Regions from separate parts of the Mus musculus genome. Here regions 1, 2 and 4 are each linked to region 3. A link is a loop called in an ENCODE intact Hi-C map of the cell type or tissue named here. Cell type or tissue: heart. All regions are shown on one strand. Region 1 overlaps Gm41253 (a long non-coding RNA gene). Region 2 overlaps Mbnl2 (muscleblind like splicing factor 2). Region 3 overlaps Gm4681 (a long non-coding RNA gene). Region 4 holds the start of Rap2a (RAS related protein 2a).

The links. Peaks named below come from ENCODE experiments on the same cell type or tissue, not always from the same donor. Only the 100,000 strongest peaks of a DNase experiment are listed, where the experiment ranks them.
Region 1: it touches region 3 in a loop (4-fold over the local background); 2 of 42 quality-filtered maps call a loop at or near these places.
Region 2: a loop joins it to region 3, with 6 times the contacts of the local background. A loop is called at or near these places in 36 of 42 quality-filtered maps.
Region 4: a loop joins it to region 3, with 4 times the contacts of the local background. A loop is called at or near these places in 10 of 42 quality-filtered maps.

Annotation. Positions count from the first base shown.
Region 1 is chr14:120,763,218-120,765,717 of GRCm38, forward strand. The region is part of intron 5 of Gm41253 (a long non-coding RNA gene); the gene reads right to left. Among named protein-coding and RNA genes, the nearest start is that of Gm25781, 34 kb to the right of the region's middle. In heart, a CTCF peak has its summit at 1,372; no DNase peak of the experiment used is centred here.
Region 2 is chr14:120,397,413-120,399,912 of GRCm38, forward strand. The region is part of intron 6 of Mbnl2 (muscleblind like splicing factor 2); the gene reads left to right. Among named protein-coding and RNA genes, the nearest start is that of Gm26679, 9.8 kb to the left of the region's middle. In heart, a CTCF peak has its summit at 1,082 (motif pointing left); a DNase peak (open chromatin) is centred at 1,039.
Region 3 is chr14:120,136,529-120,139,028 of GRCm38, forward strand. All of the region lies in intron 1 of Gm4681 (a long non-coding RNA gene), which reads right to left. Among named protein-coding and RNA genes, the nearest start is that of Gm4681, 4.3 kb to the right of the region's middle. In heart, no CTCF peak of the experiment used is centred here; DNase peaks (open chromatin) are centred at 383 and 1,403; H3K4me3 peaks cover 854 bases; H3K27ac peaks cover 1,939 bases.
Region 4 is chr14:120,476,605-120,479,104 of GRCm38, forward strand. It overlaps Rap2a (RAS related protein 2a), which reads left to right and starts at 1,857. Exons shown (of 2, transcript NM_029519.3): 1 at 1,857-2,436. The coding sequence starts at 2,123. In heart, no CTCF peak of the experiment used is centred here; DNase peaks (open chromatin) are centred at 1,067 and 1,617; H3K4me3 peaks cover 2,477 bases; H3K27ac peaks cover 2,266 bases.

The DNA.
Region 1 (2,500 bases), 630 kb after region 3:
CTCTTAGAGGACAGCCCCCATCCTGCATCCCATAATCCAGACACATCAAGTCTCTGCAGAATTAGGTGCATTCTCTCTGATTGATTGAGACCAGAAGTGGCAACCCTCTGTTACTTAAGTGCTAGGGCCTCAGACCAGCCCGTGTGTGCCCTTTGGTTGGTGAGCCAATATTTCAAAGCGTTCTGTGAGAGAGTCAGCATTTACTCCTGTGGCCCTTAGTGGTGATGTGTCTTGACTGCCATCCTGGGACGCAGAGAGCTACCTGGCCTAATCTAGCTCTGGGCTCCATTAGACAATGTCATATTAGGAAACCTGACTCAGTCCCCAACCTGTTGCCTCAGTTGCTTTCTGTTTCTGTGATGAAACACCATAACCAACCTGGGGAGGGAAGGATTTGTTTGACTTGCTGGTCCATCATCAGGAGAAGTTAAGGCAGGAACCTGGAGATAGGTCCGGAAGCAGAGTCTGTGGAACGGCGTTGCTTACTGGTCTGCTCCCGGTAGCTTGCTCTGTTTGCTTCCTTATGGAACCCAGAACCAACCACCTGCCCAGAACAGCGCCACTCGTAATGGGCTAAATATTCCCACATCTATCAGTAATCAATAAAACACCTTACAGGCTTGCCTATGGGCCATTCTGATGAGGGTATGTCCTCAATTGAGGGTTCCCCTCCCCAGATGACTCTAGCATGTGACAAGTTGACCAAAGCCTGGCCAACACGCCCACTCTGTGTTAAAACTCAGCTCTATAATTCCCAGCTGGCATCCGTTCCAGGTTGAACAGCAGTTGTGAGTCATAAGGATAGAGTCCAGGAAGGGGGCCCTGCTTCAGAAATCTAACCTGAAACTCCTAGGAAAGCAGAAGCAAAATGTATCCCACGGAGAACCCACGTCCTTACCGTGATGCACAGCTCATCCAAATAACTGGACAGAGAGAGAGTTTCTGCAGCTGTGGCAGGTTTAACAATGATGTCACCTCATCTCAAGCAATTCACATTTTAAATAGCGTCAGTAAATCCAAAGATGGAAGAACACACTGGCAATAAGGCAGCCATTTGTTCATAAATACGTCTCGATTTCCTTAAAGTGGGGCCCACAAAGGACCCAGCTCAGGGGTAATTGAACTGTGCTGTTCTGGGTGCCTCAGTTTTTTTTTTTTTCAGCAAATTGGCCACTTTCTTTCTAAATGTCCCCCTGGGACTCAGAAGACATTAAACACAATGACGATGCTTGCTGGAGACCATAATCCTATTTCAGGAAGATTCTCTTGGAGGTTAATATGGTTATATGCATATTTTTTCCTCTAAAGATAGCAGGAAATACTTACTTTTCAGTCACTGGTCCAAAAGAATATTAGAGCCCCATCTGGTGGATTTGTTGTTTATTCAGTAAGCAAAATCCTGTTTTCACCACGGCATTATTATACAGCATGCTATTAGCACTTTCAGATTATGTCTCTTAAGACTGGGTTTTGGGAGTTAGTTCCTCCTGCTTAAATCGCTGGATTCTTCTTGCAGCATCTACCCATAGCCCCTTTTATTCCTCCAGGAAACAAACAACATTCAGTCTTCTAAAGCATGAATCATACCACTATGCTTGATGCATAGAAAATAACATTTGAAAATGTGTATGTTAGCACTAGCAGGTGTGGTGATGTAGTACATGACTGTAATTCTAGCACCTAGGAGGTAGATGCAGAAGGGTCAAGAGTTCAAGGCCACCCTCAGCCATTTTGTATGCTTAAGGCCAGCCTGATCCTGTATGCTTAAGGCCAGACCTTATCTCAAAAGGCTGGGAGTGGCTAGCTGACCATACGGCTCAGTCCATAAAGACCTTACTACCAAGCCTGATAACCTGAGTTCAATTTCTGGGACCCACATATGGAAGGAGAGAACAGTATCAGACAAGTTATCCTTTGATCTCTATGTGCACACCAAGGCAGCCCCCACTCTCAATAACAAATTTAACAACAACAACCAAAAAAAAACAAAAAAAAACAAAAAAAAAACCTTTTATCTTTAAAAGAATATTCTAGGGCTGGAGAGATGACTCAGTGGTTAAGAGCAATGATTGCTCTTCCAAAGGTTCTGAGTTCAATTCCCAGCAACCACATGGTGGCTCACAACCATCTGTAATGGGATCCAATGCCCTCTGCTTGTGTGCCTGAAGACAGCTACAATGTACTCATATACATAAAATAAATAATTCTTTTAAAGAATGAATAAATATGCTACCAAGGTAGACATGTTAGATAACCACTGGTATAATCAAATTTTATTAAACAGACCTTACAGGTGGACATAAGAATGACTGGCCAAGTTTCAGAAAGAAAGTGCTAACAGCATTCACGTTCTCAACGCTGGACACAAGGTAAGACTGCTGAGGTGCAAAAGCTGACAGGTGGCAGATGGTTCGAACAAAGTGTTGCTGAGAAAGAGAAAACGCTGCTCCATTACAAAGTAAAGCAAGTCTGAGCTGCACCGAGCTCCTGATAACCTGGG
Region 2 (2,500 bases), 260 kb after region 3:
AAAATGGGGTTTTGTTTTTGAAGTGGCATGAAAAATCCATTCAGGTAAAGAAAAACAATGTAACACCCATTCTAACTCGATTCCCCACCTCCCACCCCCCGCAATATTTTACCCAGTTCAGAGACTGCAGACACGGCCACATGCACACACACGCGCGCGCACGCACACACACACACACACACACACACACACACACACACACACTCACTCACTCGCACAGACATGGTCATCTTCACTTGACCAACTTTACCTTTTAGTCTCTGTTAGAAACAGGTGACTTTGAACCTTATTGGAAAGAACATCCACTGAGTTTTTCCAAGCCCATATTCCTTGTCCCATCACAACAAGGAGACACTATCATTAATCAATGTGATTAGATATGTTAATCTTAGAGTCCATACCTATGAGCATTAGGGTTGGAGTTTATTCTAGTAACAGCCTTTGTATAAAAACTATAAATGAATGGTAAACTATATGAATTAGTATTTTAAATGAATTAGTAACCAATAAATAATATATATATATATATTAATAGAAATGCACTGTCAGAAAGTTCATGAGTTCTCAATCTATATTAAAATACTTTCATATCTTACCCCACTGCAACCTTAATTAATGGCATTCCGTGCTGTCTTAGCTTAGCGTATTTATGATTGTAACACACCTGAAATAACATAATCACCAGAAGGTCAGCTCACCCTGAGGATCCTGTGTGGTTACTACAAGTGTCTCAGTGTAGACTTTGTGGCCATTATATACTTTAAGGGACAGAAAAAAGTGCTGAATGAGAAACTATGAAAGACAAGGTCTGTTTCTGAAGAGTGGGTAATACAGACGATACCGTCTCCTGGGAATTCCAGTGAGGCCCTTTACATCATGTGAATACCCCAATCCAGTATGGACTGGTTGACTAATTCATCAAAAGCGTCCCCACTCTAAGATTCTGTAGAGACGCCCTTAAGTGTTTGCAAAGCGAGGGTGAATAGCATAGCTTAAGCAATAGCTCAGTGCTGTGGATGGGTAATGGTAAACAGTCCCTGTTAGCTGGGCTGTGTCTGTCCGCCCTCTGGTGGATTCCCCTGGAACAGTTCAACTGTGTTGGCGACTTTCTGTAGCCTTTGGAAGCTTAAAGGTGGACTGTAGCCCGGTTAGTTCTGTGAATTACAAGTGCTTATAGCATATTTGCTATATGCTATAAAGATCACAGTGGATAACCATGTGAATTTTGTGTACTGGAGTGGTATTTGAACTTCCAACAAATTCACTACACTTCTCTGAAGTGATAGAAAATATTTTATTGAAATAATTTCAGCATAAGCTCTCACCCAATTACATTGACAGAAAAATCTCCATGATTGTGGTAGGCTTTCTTGTTTGTTTGCTTCAGGGAATCTTTCTTATAAACAATGTTTCCAACTTTATGTAAAAGGTGACAGCAATAGTAATTATTTACCCTGGTTGCTTTAAAACCTCTGCAGATCAGGTGATGACACTGTGTGGTGATTTTTAGCAGATGGTTAACCCACTATTTTCAATGAACATTTTTTTTAAATCTTTCTGTTACTGTTTTACATAAGCAGTTTTCATACATACAGATCAAAAGCATTTTTTGTGTGTGTCTTCTTGGACGGTTCCCTGCAGTGGAAGGCCATGCATAGCAAAACTTTTATATGTACTGAAATCCTCCCACTGACACAATATGAATTTGAATCTTAGGCAATCTGCCTCTAGGCTTTAAGATTTCAATGTAAGGCACAGGATATGGGATTATTCTCTACAACCATGGTGGGTGGAATTCTCCTCTCTTGCTTCTTTCTTTTTAAAAAAAACAAAAAAACAAAAAAAATTATAGAGGTTATTTTAACTAAGAAGTTTATACATTTCCCTTGCTATGATAGGAAGGTGGCAAAATCACCCATGGTCTCAGAAACAGCCGTGTGATAAATAGCTTTGGGCATCTCTGTGACAAGTTTATTCTGAATGACTCTTAAGTATTCTTGCACACACTGTCATTGTTCTTCAAGATGGCACAGTGCTGTCAGTGGCGAGAAGTTATTTGCATTTTGCAGATGGAAAAACTGAGGCTGTGTTTACACTACAAAACGGCATGCACACCACTAAGAATTACCCAACTAGTTCTGGCCCACAGAAGCTTGGGATGAAGTACTTGTGCAATGGAGGAAGGAAGCAAACGGCTGAGATGCTTACTTGTACAGAGCACCGGCATCCCGGTGAGACGTTGATCAGGTCAGAGAAAAGGCAGTGCAGAGTCCTTCCTTAAAATACTTCACTATGTTAGAAGTGCCTGTGGGAGGCTCTAGGCCAGACATTTCCGAGTAAAGAGAAACCATAAACGTTTCATAAAGTTTCTCACACACTTGTAAAAGGTCTGTTCACCCTCAGTGGAGACGTATGGACTCTATTTGGTGCACTGAGCATTCCTGAAGCATGTGCTATGGTCTGAGTTGCAGACATGCTATGAAAATATAAAGGGTCCCAG
Region 3 (2,500 bases):
TTGTTATTTTGTTATTAGTTTTATTATTTTGTTTCTTTTTGTTTTCTTTGAAGGGTGTAGGAGGAAGAGGTTTCTCCCTGCTGAGATGACAGCATCTAAGGCTTCAGTGTCCCCTCCCCACAGTTCTTCCCTGAAATCCTGTGAGTTCTTGTCCTAACAGCACTGCAGACTGGCAGAGCTCCATCATAGCTTACCATACTTTCATTCATTTATGACTGGCAAGGGCTGTGCATCCAGAAACTCTGCAAGATATGGTCTCGGTCTACACGTTGGCTATGACTGACAAAGGAGGTCTGATGACATTCATCACCAGGTCAGGGTGGACAACTTTGGGCTTCCTTGGCTCCTGTGCGGTATTGTGTTCTCATGAGCAGAGTCTCTGGGTACTCTGTGCAGACCGAGGAGAGTTCTGGAAGAGGTGCTAATGTATGCTTGGCAGTAGCTACTGAATGTGATAATCAGGCTCCGACTCTGCGGCGCTGACTCAGCTTTTTTCCTGCCAGGATGTGAAAGGTACCATCCAAAGACTGAGAACAGACACGTGGTGGTCATCTTGCTGTCTCCAGAGATCTATTCTTATTTGGTTGAAAAGCCCAGAACATCATCTATAAAATAAGAGGACGGTGCCTTGGAATCTCTACGGTGACTTTCAGTTCTTATCAGGTTTAATTGTGAAAGTTCCAGTTGAACTGTCAGAATGACAGCGATGCTTCATAACCCAGTGTGAAATAAAAATTTTTAAATACTTTTATGGGCTGGAAAATACCATTAATCCACATCCAGATTGGACAAGAGTGAACTGTCTCCCTCACTTCACACCAGGAGGCATCCAAAAAGTACAACTCTAAAGGGTTGGTCCAAATTGAAGAAAAATTTCTCTGGTGATCTGGACTATTGTTTCTGGGCCCTAAGAGGAGGGGATAACCCTGCTCCATCTTAAAATGTCAATCTCTAGAGCCTTCACTGTGTCTAGTTAGGAAAGACCAACACATGGGGTACGTTTCAACAAGTCAGAGTTTAAAACCTTGAAGGTCAAAGCAGAATACAGCTAAAAGATCTATGATCTTGAAGGAGCTGGAAGCTGGGGCTGCACTCTGGAAACCAGGCATTGCCACCCACCACGTCGATAGCTGGGCTTGAGGAGGTGTGGCGCCACTGGAAGACCATAGCCAGCTGCCCATCTCCACACCACTTCCTCTCAGTTAGTCCACTCCCCCTCCATACACACACTCCAAGCCTTGCATCTCTTAACCGGAAAACAGGAAGGCTCCTCCTACTTTTTAGGGTTGTACACAGACTTTCCCAGCGCCTCCAAGACTGGACGTGTACGTGTCCTTTTCTAGTCTCCGCCTTCCTCTTAACACTGGCTCAGTTGGAGCTCCAGGAAGTCAATGGTTTCCTTTCCTGAAGCGAGCTGGTAGCAGCCTGGTGTTGCATAACCTGCAGGATGAGCGCTGGGCCCCGAGGGAGCCAGCGCTGGCCTCGCAGACAGGCTGGCGCGAGTCCGGCATTCCGTCCAGCAGGGGGCAGCAGAGCTCGTCGGCGCCGCTGCGCAGCCCGTCTGGGAGACTGGAGCCATTACAACCCCTCCGGGAAAGGCTGGAGTCCTCAAGCATCCCATTCTCATTTGTGGAAGCATTTTTCCAGCCTCGTTTAAGCTAGGACACAGTGTTTCGGCAGCTGATGCGTAATCGCTTTGGTTTTTGGGGTTTTTTTTGTTTTTTTACTTTCTTGCTCTGCTTTTGTTCAGTTTTAAAGAGGCATTAATTACGTTCCTAGTCATATCAATGCGCACCAGACACCTTGTATTTCGTTATAGCATCCCTTCATCATCTTTGCTCCAATTTCCAGATGATAACCGTGCTATAAGTAACTGAAAGATGTAACTATTTCAAAACAGGGCTGAGACTGGGGCTGGAGCGAATAAGGAAAGGATGTATGGGTTGGTTTTGGGAGGTTGTTTTGTTTTGTTTTGTTTTCCTTCTGTTTTTAACAGTCTTCTGTCCAGACGTATTGGACATGATGTAATAAAAGCCCGATGTAGGTCCAGCGCTTTTATAAATGCTTGAGGATAGGAACTAAAATGATATTGGAAGATTTCTTGAACTGAAAGACAACATATAATTCAGTTTTTCCTTTGAGCAGTTGACCCAGGCACGGGTGGGGGGTCTATGATCTTCACCCCAGAACTGCTGGATCACAGCCTGACGTTCCTCAGCTCCCCAGACGGTTTCTGTGTGCTTGGAAGTCTGGGGAACAGCCTGGGGGGGGGGGGCTCCTAGTTTGCCTTCAAATTTTGGAAGGCCTGGGCTGGAAAGATGGCTAAGCAGTTAAAAGCACTAACTGCCCTTCCAGAGGTCCTAAGTTCAAATCCCAGCAACCACATGGTAGCTCACAACCATCTGTAATGAGATCTGATGCCCTCTTCTGGTGTGTCTGAAGACAGGTACAGTGTACTTACATATAATGAATAAATGGATCTTTTTTTAAAAATTGGAGG
Region 4 (2,500 bases), 340 kb after region 3:
ATTTGAGCATTTGCAGGATTTTGGTTCGGGGGTGTCCTGGAACCAAGCATCCATGGATATGATGCAAGGAGAGATGGTAGTTGACATTTTTTAACTTGACAAGGCACTTGCTCTAAACTGTTTTCAATAAAAACTTGCAGTTATGTTGTAGCTAGGTAATTCAAGCATATAAATTCTTAAATGTTCAGAAACAATAGGCATTTGGGGGACTCCTATATCAGAATACATTTTTGTACTTTGACAAGTGACAGAAAAGATGGCAAAAGAATGTCCCTCTGTTAGAAGAACCCAGACCGAAATCCACTCTACAATGACCTCTGTAAGAAATCAGAATGGTGGAGAGGTACACCAAGCTCTGACAGAACTGAAAAAATACAGCCTTCTGAAAAGTGTGAGGTAGTTATGGTTAGAGTTGTCATTTCAAGGACATGGTTTAATGAAGATAAATGCAACGAACAGTTATTGCAGAGGGTGTAAATTTTCATGTATTTGCGATTGTGGCTGGGAGCGTATGACGAAGATTCGGGGGCCAAAGATACGCTGGTTTACAACGGGGTAGAAAATACACATTTGAGGAGGCATGATCGGAGGACCACAGCAACTGCTGCCAGATGGATGTCTCCTGAGGGACCGGAAAATTTCTCACCCTGAAGACAAAAGTCCCAGTTTTCTCGATTCAGCCCACGATCCAGCCCGCATCCTCTGCCACCACTTCCATGCCCATCTCCAGGCAGAATGCCACGGAGGCGACGTTAGAACAGAACTCATCCCTCTTGTCTGCCAACGCAACCCGCTCCGGTGCCAGAACACCAGGGGGTCGGGCGCTCGAACCCTGCCCCTCCCAGTTCCCCAGCAGCCCTGCACTGTCTCCACAGTGCAGGTTTGATTGGCTCCGCCCAGCCCTCTGTCACTCCTCAGTTGGCCTACGATTGGGTACCAGGCCGTGCGCAAGCGCAAACTCTCAGCCCCTCCAGGCCCCGGAGGGGAGTTGGCTCAGTCTATCACTGGGTCTTACACCAATTGGTTAGCAAGATGAGACGCCTTTTCATTGGTCAAGAGTGGTAGTCTAGAGTCCGGACTCACAATCTGATTGGCTACAGTGAATCCGAGCTTCCGCGCAGACACCCCCGCAGGCTGTTGCTGAGATGTTCTGGGGTCTCCCGACAGTGGGGGGCGGATCCGAGCTCCAGGTTTTCCAGGCGCCCAAGGCTGTCTACCAGCCCGGGGGGAGGAGCTCGGCTTACGTCAAACTCGACAAGGGCGGGGCTAGAGGGCGGGCCGGTGACGTCATCGGGCGCGGACCGGGTTTGCGTGTAGCCTGGGCGCCACGGACTAGCCGAGCTTCGATTTGCTTGTGTAACTCATGGCGGCGGCCCTTAAGGCTCACGTCGTTACGTATAACGGGATCAAGCCAAAGCTCTCCGAAGGCTGACAGGCTGAGTCATGTATGTCAGCCATAGGCCGGCCCGTCCTGAGGTCCCCAAGCACGGTGCGCACGGCTTCCTAAGCCCACGGTCCCTCCACCGTCACCTCCCGCAAACCCCCGAGCGTGGGCGTCTGACGTTGCCTGCCTTCGGGCGGAGGAGAGCGCGCAGACGCAGTACGGAGGCCGGTCAGGCTGGGTGTTGCCGGGTGTCGCGGAAGCCGGTCTTCTCTGGAGCGCGCGGACGGTCGCTAGGCGACGGCGCGAGGGGCGGGCTTTCTTATAGACCCCTCCCACCCGGCTGGCTCCGCCCCGGGCAGCGCTGCGGCTGGGCTCGGGCGCGCGCTCCAGCGCTGGGGAAGCGGCGGCGGCGGCGGCAGCAGCGGCGGCGGGAGCTGGGCGTGGAGGCGCGAGGGGCGGGGCGGGCGGCATTGCGGGCCCGCGGTTCGGGCGGCTCCGGCTCGAGGTCGAGCTCTGTTGCTGCTCTCGCCCTCGGGGCTGCATCGTCCTCCCGCTTGGCCCGCTCACAGGGCCGCGCACGACTCGTTCAGCTGCAGCCCCGCTGCCGGCGCCCGGGGCGCTGCCGCGGCCGTGAGCCGACGAGTCCGTAAGGGCGGCGGGGCCGCGGGGTCGGGGCGCGGCGCGCGGGCGCAGGTCTATGTCGCGGGCGGCGGCGGCGGCGGCGGCCGCGCAGGGACGATGCGCGAGTACAAAGTGGTGGTGCTGGGCTCGGGCGGGGTAGGCAAATCCGCCCTGACCGTGCAGTTCGTGACCGGCACCTTCATTGAGAAATACGACCCCACCATCGAGGACTTCTACCGCAAGGAGATCGAGGTGGACTCCTCGCCTTCGGTGCTGGAGATCCTGGACACCGCGGGCACCGAGCAGTTCGCGTCCATGCGGGACCTGTACATCAAGAACGGCCAGGGCTTCATCCTGGTCTACAGCTTGGTCAACCAGCAGAGCTTCCAAGACATCAAGCCCATGCGGGACCAGATCATCCGCGTGAAGCGGTGAGCAGAGCGGGGCACACGGGGCTCGGTGGCTGCGGCGATCCCGGTCCTTGGCTTGCCCGGG